Linked DNA regions of Homo sapiens: region 2 is linked to region 1. A link is an interaction called in ENCODE POLR2A ChIA-PET data of the cell type or tissue named here. Cell type or tissue: A673. All regions are shown on one strand. Links, peaks and the distances in the headings refer to the core of each region. The heading gives the core; the rest is flanking DNA. Region 1 overlaps LOC105369309 (a long non-coding RNA gene). Region 2 has its middle 40 kb from the start of TNKS1BP1.

The links. Peaks named below come from ENCODE experiments on the same cell type or tissue, not always from the same donor. Only the 100,000 strongest peaks of a DNase experiment are listed, where the experiment ranks them.
Region 2: POLR2A ChIA-PET joins it to region 1 with 8 read pairs; 4 of 35 experiments call an interaction of 5 or more read pairs at or near these places.

What each region holds. Positions count from the first base shown.
Region 1 is chr11:57,218,794-57,224,166 of GRCh38, reverse strand. All of the region lies in intron 2 of LOC105369309 (a long non-coding RNA gene), which reads left to right. Among named protein-coding and RNA genes, the nearest start is that of APLNR, 16 kb to the left of the region's middle. In A673, for the core only: no CTCF peak of the experiment used is centred there; no DNase peak of the experiment used is centred there.
Region 2 is chr11:57,282,337-57,287,709 of GRCh38, reverse strand. No RefSeq gene overlaps it. Among named protein-coding and RNA genes, the nearest start is that of TNKS1BP1, 40 kb to the left of the region's middle. RefSeq lists an enhancer at 3,057-3,941. In A673, for the core only: no CTCF peak of the experiment used is centred there; a DNase peak (open chromatin) is centred at 2,859.

The DNA.
Region 1 (5,373 bases), core at 271-5,270:
AAATTGTTCCTCAAGCTGTTGCATAGGGAATGAGTTGAAGGGGAGTAGGAGGGAAAGCAGAGAGACCGGTTAGGAAGCTACTTCAGAGGCCAAGATGAGGGATGTTGGTGGGTCACATTAGGGTGGTATCCACAGCAACTGAGAAGAGAGGCAGGTTTGAGCTATATTTTTGATGCAGAATGAATAGGACTTCTGATCGCCTGGGTTTGAGTGAGTGGGTGGATGAGGGGGTGAGAAAGAAGGAATTATCCAAACTTTCTGACTTGAGCAACTGGGAAGAGGGTGATACCAATTAGTGAGATAGGGAAGGCTGGAGAAAGAATAGCTTAGGTTTTGGCTACATCACCATATCATTCCTGAGATGTTAATAAGACATTCAAGTGCGGATGTTGAGAAGGCAGTTTGATATGTAATGGAAGAGAGGTCTGGACTGATGATAAAAATCTGAACATCATAGAGATGGAACTGTGAAGAATCCTACAGAGAGGTCAGATAAGAGGAAACCAGAAAACGATCCACTGGATTTGGTGACACAGAGGTCTTTGGTGACATGGGTCAGGGGTTACAGTGAATTGTGTTCATAGAAGATAGACTACAGGTTGTGTTTGTAGAAGACAGACAGTAGAAGACAGACTGCAGAGAGCTGACGAGTGGATAGGAGGATTGGAGAATGCTTGTGAAAACAACTCTTTTCAACAGTTTTGCCACTTTGGGAGGCCAAGGTAGACAGATCACTTGAGGTCAGGAGTTTGAAACCAGCCTGGCCAACATGGTGAAACCCCATCTCTACTAAAAATACAAAAATTAGGTGGGTGTGGTGGTGTGCACCTGTAATCCCAGCTACTCAGGAGGCTGAGGCAGGAGAATAGCTTGGACCTGGGAGGTGGAAATTGCAGTGAGCCAAGATTGTGTCACTACACTCCAGCCTGGGAAACACAGCCAGTTTCTGTTTCAAACAAACAAACAAACAAACAAACAAACACCCCAAAACAATAACAGTTTTGCTGGGAAGGTAAGGAGAGAAATGGGCAATAGCTAGAGAAGGGCTTTAAAAAATTAAAGATACAAGGGCATGTTTGTGTGCTAGTAACAATCTAAGAAAGACCAAAACTATAAGTGAGGGTGAGGGCAAGAATGAGCCATGAAGAGACTGATGCTTTTGTGGAGAAGAGATGACTGGAGGAGAAAAGCCTTCAAGAAAGACAGAAGGGATGCAGGCAGGAGCACATGTGGGAGGGTCAGCCTTTCCTAGGAAGAGAGGACATTTTATTCAGTGCACTAGAAAGGACGTAGGAGAGGATGGATTAAGAAGCAGATAAGTTGGTAGAGTTTGGTGGTGGGAAGATCAGGAAGTCCTGGCTTTGTAACCTCCCATTTCTAAGTGAATTGTAAAATGAGATCATCTGCTGAGCATGGGGTAGGGAAAGGGGTCTAGAAAGTTTTAGGGGGATAAAATGTTATCTTGGGCAACGAAAAAACAAAAATTCCTAGGGAAGCTTCCAGCTCCAATTTTCCACTTGAGATTTGTGTCCATGAATTTAAAGTGAAATCACTTAGCCAGGTTGTGTGAAGTTCTCTGGCAACATTTAGATGCTGCAGCAAAGGCACAGAGAAGGTAATAAGCACATGTTGGAGTTTTGCAAAGGGATTGTGACAGAGGAGAGAGGCTCCAGGGCGTTGGGATTGTTTGTGAGAGTAATTATAAAGAAGGACAATGGAATCTAATTTATGTAAGGAAGGAAACAAAGGCAGGAAGTGGCTGCTGGAGGGTGGGTGTGTGGTGAGATCAATGGGTTAGTGGTCAAGATAAGGGGCCAGAAGTGTGGGGATGAAGGGTACCAGAGCAAATGAGCTAGAATTACTGGAAATGAAGGCCAAATAGAAGGATTTGGAAATAGAGATTTCTGGCCATGTCATGGTCTATGGTGTGGCTGTTGAGTGGGTGGCTGCAGTGGAGTGAGGACAAAGGTTGGTGGGGTAGAAAACATCAAAGAACAAGACCAAGTGGCTCGTTGAGTTGCACATACAGATATTGAAGTTTTGAGAATTATTGTAGGAAGAGGGCAGTGAACATGATTGTAACCAGGACCTAAAGTCTTCAGTGAAGGAGGAAGGATGATTAAGAGGTGAGTAGAATGACCCCAGTAAGGAGGAGGGCAAGGGTATAAAATAGCTGAAATTGGGGCCTTGGCTAGCTCATATGATGCCTTTGTACAAATTAGGAAAAAGTAGTCTTTCTCCAGTGGAAGCGGGCCCACCCAAGGGTGACGCCTGTGGGGATGTGGGCTGGATTCTACTTACCTCTCAGGTGGGCTTCCTTGGCCAGGATGCAACCTACTTGTATAACCTGTACAGCTGTGCCTGGACACCCTGGTTGAATGGCATAGGTGTCAAAGGAATCAGCTTTTTGAAGGAGAAAGAGCCTGAAAGAGGCAATGGGGAGCAAAGATCAACCTTCTCATTTTACAGACAGGGAAACTGAGGCCCAAAGAAGGAGGAAATAATTCAGACACACTGTAGGTTGGGGGCAGAACTGGAACTAAACTCTGCTCTCCTGAGACTCAGTGCTTTCTGTGACACCCTATAATGGAAGTGATGTTTTAGCAAACACTCCAAAATTGCAAATTCAAAAATATGTTGTCCCTCAAAGTTGCTTCTGTGGGAGGTGAGAGACTTCTTTCTAGTGATGCTGCCATTGTTCCAACCATTTCTGGAAACTCCTTCCGAAAGAAGATTTTCAGAACCAGCTTGTGAGTCACAAAGACAGCCCACTGCACTGCAGAGACTTATTTAGCATATGGGATGGGAACTGTCCTTTTCCTTCTTCGGTGCAGGGTCTCAGAGTCCAAGATTCAACCTGTGAACAAGGAGTCTTGTGGCTTTTCTTCATTGTATTTCAGCACATATTTATTTTCTACTCAGCATGTTCCAGGCACATGAGATCCCAGTTTAGGTGGGGAGTCAGATATTGCTGTGAGGTCTATTCAGTCCGATGAGGTTTGATTTTGTTAGGCTGGCAGGCATGAGGTTTGCATCCTTCGGGGATCTTAGATGTAAACAATACCCCTCTTTACAATACAAGATGTAAACAGTACCCCTCTCAGCTATTTATGCAGAAAATGAATTTGATAAAGGAACTCAGGGAGCTCACAGAATCTCTGGAGCATTGGGCTGCAGGAAGGAATCATCTGAGAATTATCTGTCTCTAGTAGGGACTTCTCTGCTTGCACCGTGAAGTTCTGTCTGGGACTGGATCTCCAGAACTCTCACTGCAGCTGTCTCTGAGACTTTGAAGATTCTCTGCTACTTTCCCTCCTTAGACAGAAAATCGGCTTCATGCAGCTCCTGGATCCTCAGGTGGTTTTCTTTCAAAGTGAATTTTCACACTTGGTGAATGGTGGAGCCCAGGTCAATGCTAGCATTAGTGGCAAAGGAATCTGGGAAAGTGAATTCTAGCTTCTAACTTGGAAAGTGGTGCTCAGATTGTGGGAAGATCCTCAAACATAGTGAGTCTGCTTAAAAAAACCTTGTGTGCCACAGATGTGCAAAGGTTGGCCACAAGGTTGTTGGTTTCCTTGGACCTTGGTTCCTAGAATTTGGGAAAGCTGCCCCAAGTTGCGCAGTCCTGGCTGAGCTGCGGTCCTTCCTGGTCCCATGGCCTATCTTTACGAAGTGTGATAGCCAGCTCAGAGATCACAGTACACTTGGGCTTTTTGTATTAAAAATTTAGAGTTCCCTTTAAAATGAATGCAGTTAAAATATATACAGGAAATCTTTCTTCAAGCCCCCGAAAGTGGATGGTTGTCAAGGTTAAAGCCTCCCACCAGCGAACTGGTGTCCATGAAGAAAGCTGAGACATTCAACCTGGAAATGCTCTTCCTCAGTGATCCAGAATTCTTTCCATCCAGTCTCTATAATAAATAGACAGATGACCCAGCAGCTCCCTATGCATGCTGAATGTTAGTGGGGCTTGCTAGGTGTCAGGGACTGGGCTTGAGCCTGAGCCGAGGGGGCCGTGAGGTTTCAGAGATGATGAAAATATGAACTCTGTTTACAGAAAACTCAGTCTAGTGTGGGAGACAGACAGGACCATGTCCATGTGTCCATGGAGTATAGTAAGTAGGGGAAAGGGGCCTTGGAGCCTTTTGACCTCAGGATCATACGCTGGGCTCTGTGAACTAGTTTTCCTATCTGCAAAGTGGGGATAATAAGGCTTAACTCATGTGGTGGTTAGAGTCTGTGGAGTTGCTAGTGGCGCATAGTGGGCACTTAGCAAGTTGTGCACCTTGCCCCCACCCCTCCTCTTCTCCATTCATTGTAAAGTGTGATGGGATCACAGAGAAGGTAGCGGTTAATTCCGCTTGATGGATTTAGGTTGGGCTCCTAATGATGACAGGGAGTTCTTTAGGTGGAGGGCTAGGAGGACACTTCAGGAAATGGGAACTGTGTGATCAAAGCCACGGAATACTGTGTCTGGTGAATGGTGCACTGAGTGTCTGGCTGGAGGTGTGTGAGTGGGAGAGGGGAATGACAGGAGGTGAGGCTGGAGGGGGATTTAAGGGCTCCATGAACCACAAGGGGAGGCTGAATGTTCTCCTGTAAACGTTCAACCATGGAAACATGGGTGGTCAATGAAGGGCTCTGAGGCAGAGGCCTGTTCCGGGAAAGCCAGAGCAGCTGCTTTGGTTGGTGAAAATATCTGCCTTTTATTTGGAACTGCCCTGGACTTTGAGAGATAAGGATGGAATGGGTGAAGTGCTTCTTGGCCTCCGTTCAGCCTGGGGATGTATCTGGTTGGTGGACATCTGCCACTCTCAGCACACTGTTAGGTGTTTTACATAAACAATCCCAAATCCTTTGAATAACTTTGTAAAAGGAAGTATTATCATCTCATTTTTGCAGAAGTAACTGAAGCTCAGGAAATGTTAGGCAATTTGCTCAAGGTCATGTGATCAGTACACGGCCATGCCAGGATTCAGAGCTGGGTTTGCCTAATTGTAAAATCCGTGCAAGTTTCACCATGCCGTGCTCCTGAGTCCCACTGGATTATTTTTAATTGACATGAAACTTGTGGCATGAAAACTCTCAATCTGTATTCATACTCTCTCTCTCTCTACCTATCCACCTATCTATCTAATGGAATGTCAAAAATTTACCTAGTGTCTCGAAATCTCTTGCCTTCCTTTCCTAAAATTGCTGGGAAGTCCGGTGAATTCTCTTTTTTTGGATGCTGAAACGTGGCTAACTGTTGCCATCAGAAGTGTCCTAGAGTGAGGCTGTCCTGCCTGACACCTCAGTCATGCACAGACCCAGATCTGGTTCCAGGAGAAGGAAGCTTTGGAAGCTGCCTTACAGAGTGTGATAGAGATTCCT
Region 2 (5,373 bases), core at 151-5,150, 64 kb before region 1:
GTGTGTCCAAATTTCCTCTTCTTATAAGGACACCAGTCAGACTGGATTAGGGACCATTCTAAGGGACTCATTTTAACTTAACCTCTTTAATGACCCAGTCTCCAAATATAGTCACATTCTGAGGCACTGGGGGGTCAGGACTTCAACATATGAATTTTGGGGGAACACCATTCAGTCCATAATAGAAGCTGACTGCAAAAGACAGGGGGTGGTAGGGGGATGGGCAAAGCCAGATCAGGAAAAGGCTTGATTGTTGGGGCTTCACATTTTAGGACTTAAGATGCTGGCTTCTGGTTTGAGCCTTGGGAGTTTCATTGGAAAGCAAAAGCATCTCAGCTTCCCACCCCGTTTCTGGTAATTCTGGGAGGGGTGAAATCTCTCAGGCCCACAGCCCCCAGGGTCTGTGATCAGAGCCATGCCCCAAGGAGTGGCTAGCATTATCCCTCTGCCTAGGCCCTGTGGAAAATCCCCACCCAGCTAGGTGGGTCCCGGAATCTTATCAAGTGAGAAACCTTCCTGCCTTCCAGAAACTCCCATTTGGATAGACATGGATGCACAGAGCCCATGCTAAGCAGTCTTACAGGCAATGGAGGGCTCTGCCTCACTGAGAGGAAGAGAAAGACCCTAAGACTGTAGTTCTGCCTTGGCCGTCAGAGGAGTCCGGGCCTTACCTGCCTCCCTGGCTGCACATTCCAGTCCCTCCACCACTCCCCTTCCTGCTTTCCTCCTCCATAAAATAAGGGTATGAAATGAAACCATGATAGTCCTGGCACCTTCCAGCACTTTTGGATTCTAAAACGGAGAAGGAAGTCTGGGCAGAAGGGCAGAGGAGGGGCTGGAAACACCTCCCCTAAAATGCTGCATCCACAAGCCATTGACTAGCCAGAGCGGGGAGGCCTGGGAGTCTGCTTTTCTAGGGCATGTAAATCTGGCTAGGGGAAGGGATGGAGAGTGAGGTGCTCTGACTGGATAGGATAATTCTTTTGTTCCCCCTCTCCTCTCCTCTTGAGGATAATTCCTTTACAAAATTTTTATTGAAGTAGAAAATCCATAGTGTCACCAGTGCATGACTTTTAAGTGTAGGAGTTGATTAATTTTTTACATATGAATACACTTGTGTAACAAATGTGTTAATATAAAGAACATGCCAGAAGCCTAGAAAGCTCCCTCCCTTGTGCCCCTTTGCACCCCACCTGCAGGTAACTGCTATTCTGAACTTAGTTTTGTCTTTCCTTGAATGCTGCATAAATGGAATCACACAGTTAGCACTCTTTTGCACCTGTCTTCTTTTGCTTATCATTATGCCTGGGAGATTCTGCCATTGGATTCTGCAGGAAATAGGTCCCCGGATAGGGGAAGATCCTCTGCAGTCTCTTTTGCGTATGCCCTTGAGCTTGGCTCCTTCCTGGAAGGCAGGGTGTGAAGGCTTTAAAACATGGCCTCCAAATTCCTTAATTCCTTGACATTCCTCTGCCTTAGTAGCTGGAATACTGGTGCTTGGAGCACTGGGCCACTAAGTAGGAAGTCTCAGTACTCTAAGGCCATCATGCATTGAAGAAGCCAAGCTGCAGGGAGAGACCACATGTAGGTGCTCTGTTGTTAATCCCAGCCTTTGAGTCTCCCATCATATGAGCAAAATGGCCCCAGATAACTACAACCCTAGCCATCAAATCATTCCTTGCCTTCGGGTCTTTCTGGTTGAGGCCCCAGATTATGGAACAGATACAAGTCATCCCTCTGGTCATCTTCTTCACCCCATGCCCTGCCCAAGTTCCTGACCCACAGAATAAAGGTGCATAATAAAAATGGTTATTTTAAGATGCTAAATTGTGGGGTAATTTGTTATGTCACAGTAGTAACTGGAACACAGGGTGAGAAGTGGCTGGACTTGGGAAGGGTAAGTTTAGCCTTCTCACTGGGTGGCTGTTCCACAGTAAGTCTACTGGCTGATGTACAGCCCTGCCTTGGCCTCATCCTCTGGTCCTGTCTTCAGAGCTTCTCTTATTCACTTTAGGCCAGTTGTAAATTGTCTGCCCCATTTCCCTCTAAAGCAAAAGGCATCTTCTAGTAAGGGTGTGATTTTTCCTGTAGACTGTTGCCTTTCCATCAGAGTCTCCTGAAGAGGTGGGCACATGGAATATTTGGGCAGGACAGATAGTTTCTGGCATGTGCAAGTAAATTTCTTAACACAGTCCCAAGCACACAGTCCTCAAGAGATGTGCCTACCAAAGGCATTATCCTTCCCTTCCATATAGTCTGTTCCTTCATCACTAAAAAGAAATACCTGAAGCTAGGTAATTTATGAAGAAAAGAGGTTTAATTGGCTCATGGTTCTGTAGGCTGCAGAGGAAGTATGGCACTGGCATCTGCTCCTGGTGAGGGCCTCAGGAAGCTTACAATCATGGAGGAAAGCAAAGGGGGAGCAGGTGCATCACAGAGCAAAAGCAAGAGCAAGAACGAGAGAAGAGGGAAGTCGTAGACTCTTTTAAACAATAAACAATCAGATCTGGCAGGGCATGGTGGCTCACCCCTGTAATCCCAGCACTTTGGGAGGCCGAGGTGCGTGGATCATGAGGTCAGGAGTTCAAGACCAGCCTGGCCAAGATGGTGAAATCCTGTCTGTACTAAAAATACAAAAATTAGCTGGGTGTGATGGTGGGCACCTGTAATCCCAGCTACTCGGGAGGCTGAGGCAGAGAATTGCTTGAATCTGGTAGGCGGAGGTTGCAGTGAGCTGAGATTGCACCATTGCACTCCAGTCTGGGTGACAGAGCAAGACTCTGTCTCAAAAAAAAAAAAAAAAAAAATCAGATCTCGCATGAACTGGTGGAGAGAGAACTCACTCATTACCAAGGGGATAATGCTGAGTCATTCATGAGGAATTCGCCCCCATAATCAAATTGCCTCCCACCAGGCACCATCTCCAACATTGGAGGTCACATTTCAACATGAGATTTGGAAGGGACAAACATCCAAACCATATCATTCCGCCCCTGGCCCTCTAAATCTCATGTTCTTCTCACATTGCAAGATACAATCATTCCTTCGCAACAGTCTTCCAAAGTGTTAACTCGTTCCAGCATCAAGTCCAAAGTTTTAAGTTTTATCTGAGACTCACTCCTTCTACCTATCAGCCTGTAAAATCAAAAGAAGTTATTTACTTTCAAGATACAATGGTGGTACCAGCATTGGGTAAATATTCTCATTCCAAAAGGGAAAAATCAGCCAGAAGAAAGGGGCAGTAGGCCCCATACAAATCTGAAACCCAGCAGATCAGTTATTAAATCTTAAAGCTCCAAAATAGTCTCCTTTGATACCATGTCCCACATCCAGAGCACACTTATGGAAGGGTGGGACTCTAAGGCCTTTGGAAAGTCTGCCCTTGTGGTTTTGCAGGGTACAACCCCCATGGCCACTCTCAGGGACTGGAGTTGAGTGCCTGAGGCTTTTCCAGGCTCAGGATGCAAGCTGCTGTTGGCTGTACCATTGTGGGGTCTGAAGAGTGGTGGCCCCTTTCTTACAGCTCCACTGGGTAGTGCTCTAGTGGGGACTTCGTGTGGAGGCTCCAACCCCGCACTTTCCCTTTGCACTGCCCTAGTAGAACATCTCTGTGGTGGGGTCCACCCCTGCAGGAGGCTTCTGCCTGGGCTCCTAAGCCTTTCCATGCATTCTCTGAAATATAGGTGGAGCTACCAAGCCTCCTTCACTCTTGCATTCTGCACACCTACAGGCTTAACATTATGTGGAAGCCACTAAGGCTTACAGCATGAGCCCTCTAGAGTGGCAGATTGAGCTGTACCTGGGCCCCTTTGAGCCAAGGCCGTAGCCAGAGTAGGCCTGAATCAGGAAACAGTGTCCTGAGGCTGTGCAGGGCAGCAGGTGCCCTGGGAGTGGCTCCTGAAACTGTTCTTTCCTCCTAGGTTTCTGGGCCTGTGATGGGAGGGGCTACCTAGAAGATTTCTAAAATGCCTTCAAGGCCCTTTTTCCCATTGTCTTGCTTATTAGCACTTGGATCCTTTTTTAGTCACACTAATCTCTCTAGCAAGTGGTTGCTTTGCGGCCTGCTTGTATTCCTCCTCTGAAAATGCTTTTTCTTTCTTTACCACATGGGCAGGCTGCAAATTTTCCAAATTTTTATGCTCTGCTTCCCTTTTAAATACAAGTTCCAAACATAAGTCATTTCTTTGTCTCTGTATTTGATTGTAGGTTATTAGAAGCAGACATACCACATCTTGAATGCTTTGCTGCTTAGAAATTTCTTCTGCCAGATACCCTAAGTCATCACTCTGAAGTTCAAACTCCCACAGATCCCTAGGGCCTGAACACAAAGCAGCCAAGCTCTTTGCTAAGGTGTAACATGGGTGACCTTTGTTGACCTGCATTCTCCATTAAGTTGCTCATTTTTATCTGAGACCTCATCAGCCTGGACTTCATTGTCCATATTTCTATCAGCATTCTGGTCACAACCCTTTAACCAGTTTCTAAGAAGTTTCAAACTTTCCCTCATCTTCCTGTCTTCTTCTGAACTCTCCAAACTCTTCTAACCTCTAACTGTTACCCAGTTCAAAATCTACTTCCACATCTTCAGGTATCTTTATAGCAATGCCCCACTCCTTGGTACCAATTTTTTTGTATTAGTCTGTTTTTGCGTTGCTATCAAAGAATAAGTATTCCTTGAGACTGGGTAATTTATAAAGACAAGAGGTTTAGTTGGCTCACAGTTCTGCAGGCTGTACAGGAAGCATGGCACTGGCTCTGCTCCTGGTGAGGGCCTCAGGAAGCTTACAATCATGGAGGAAGGCAAAGGGGGCGCAGGTGTGTCACATGGTGAGAGTGTAAGAGAGAAGAGGGAGGTCTCAGACTCTTAAACAACCAGATCTTGTTGCAGGAAGTCAGGGACCCCAAATGGAGGGACTGGCAGAAGAACGTGGATTGTGAAGATTTCATGGACATTTATTAGTTCCCCAAATTAATACTTTTATAATTTCTTATGCCTGTCTTTACTGCAGTCTCTAAATTGTGAAGATTTCATGGACACTTATCACTTCCCCAATCAATACCCTTGTGATTTCCTATGCCTGTCTTTACTTTAGTCTCTTAATCCTGTCATCTCGTAAGCCGAGGAGGATATATGTCGCCTCAGGACCCTGTGATAATTGTGTTAACTGCACAAGTTGTAGAGCATGTGTGTTTAAACAATATGAAATCTGGGCACCTTGAAAAAAGAACAAGATAACAGCAATGTTTAGGGAACAAGAGAGATAACCTTAAACTCTGATTGCTGGTGAGCCGGGCAGAACAGAGCCATATTTCTCTTCTTTCAAAAGCAAATGGGAGAAATATTGCTGAATTCTTTTTCTCAGCAAGGAACAT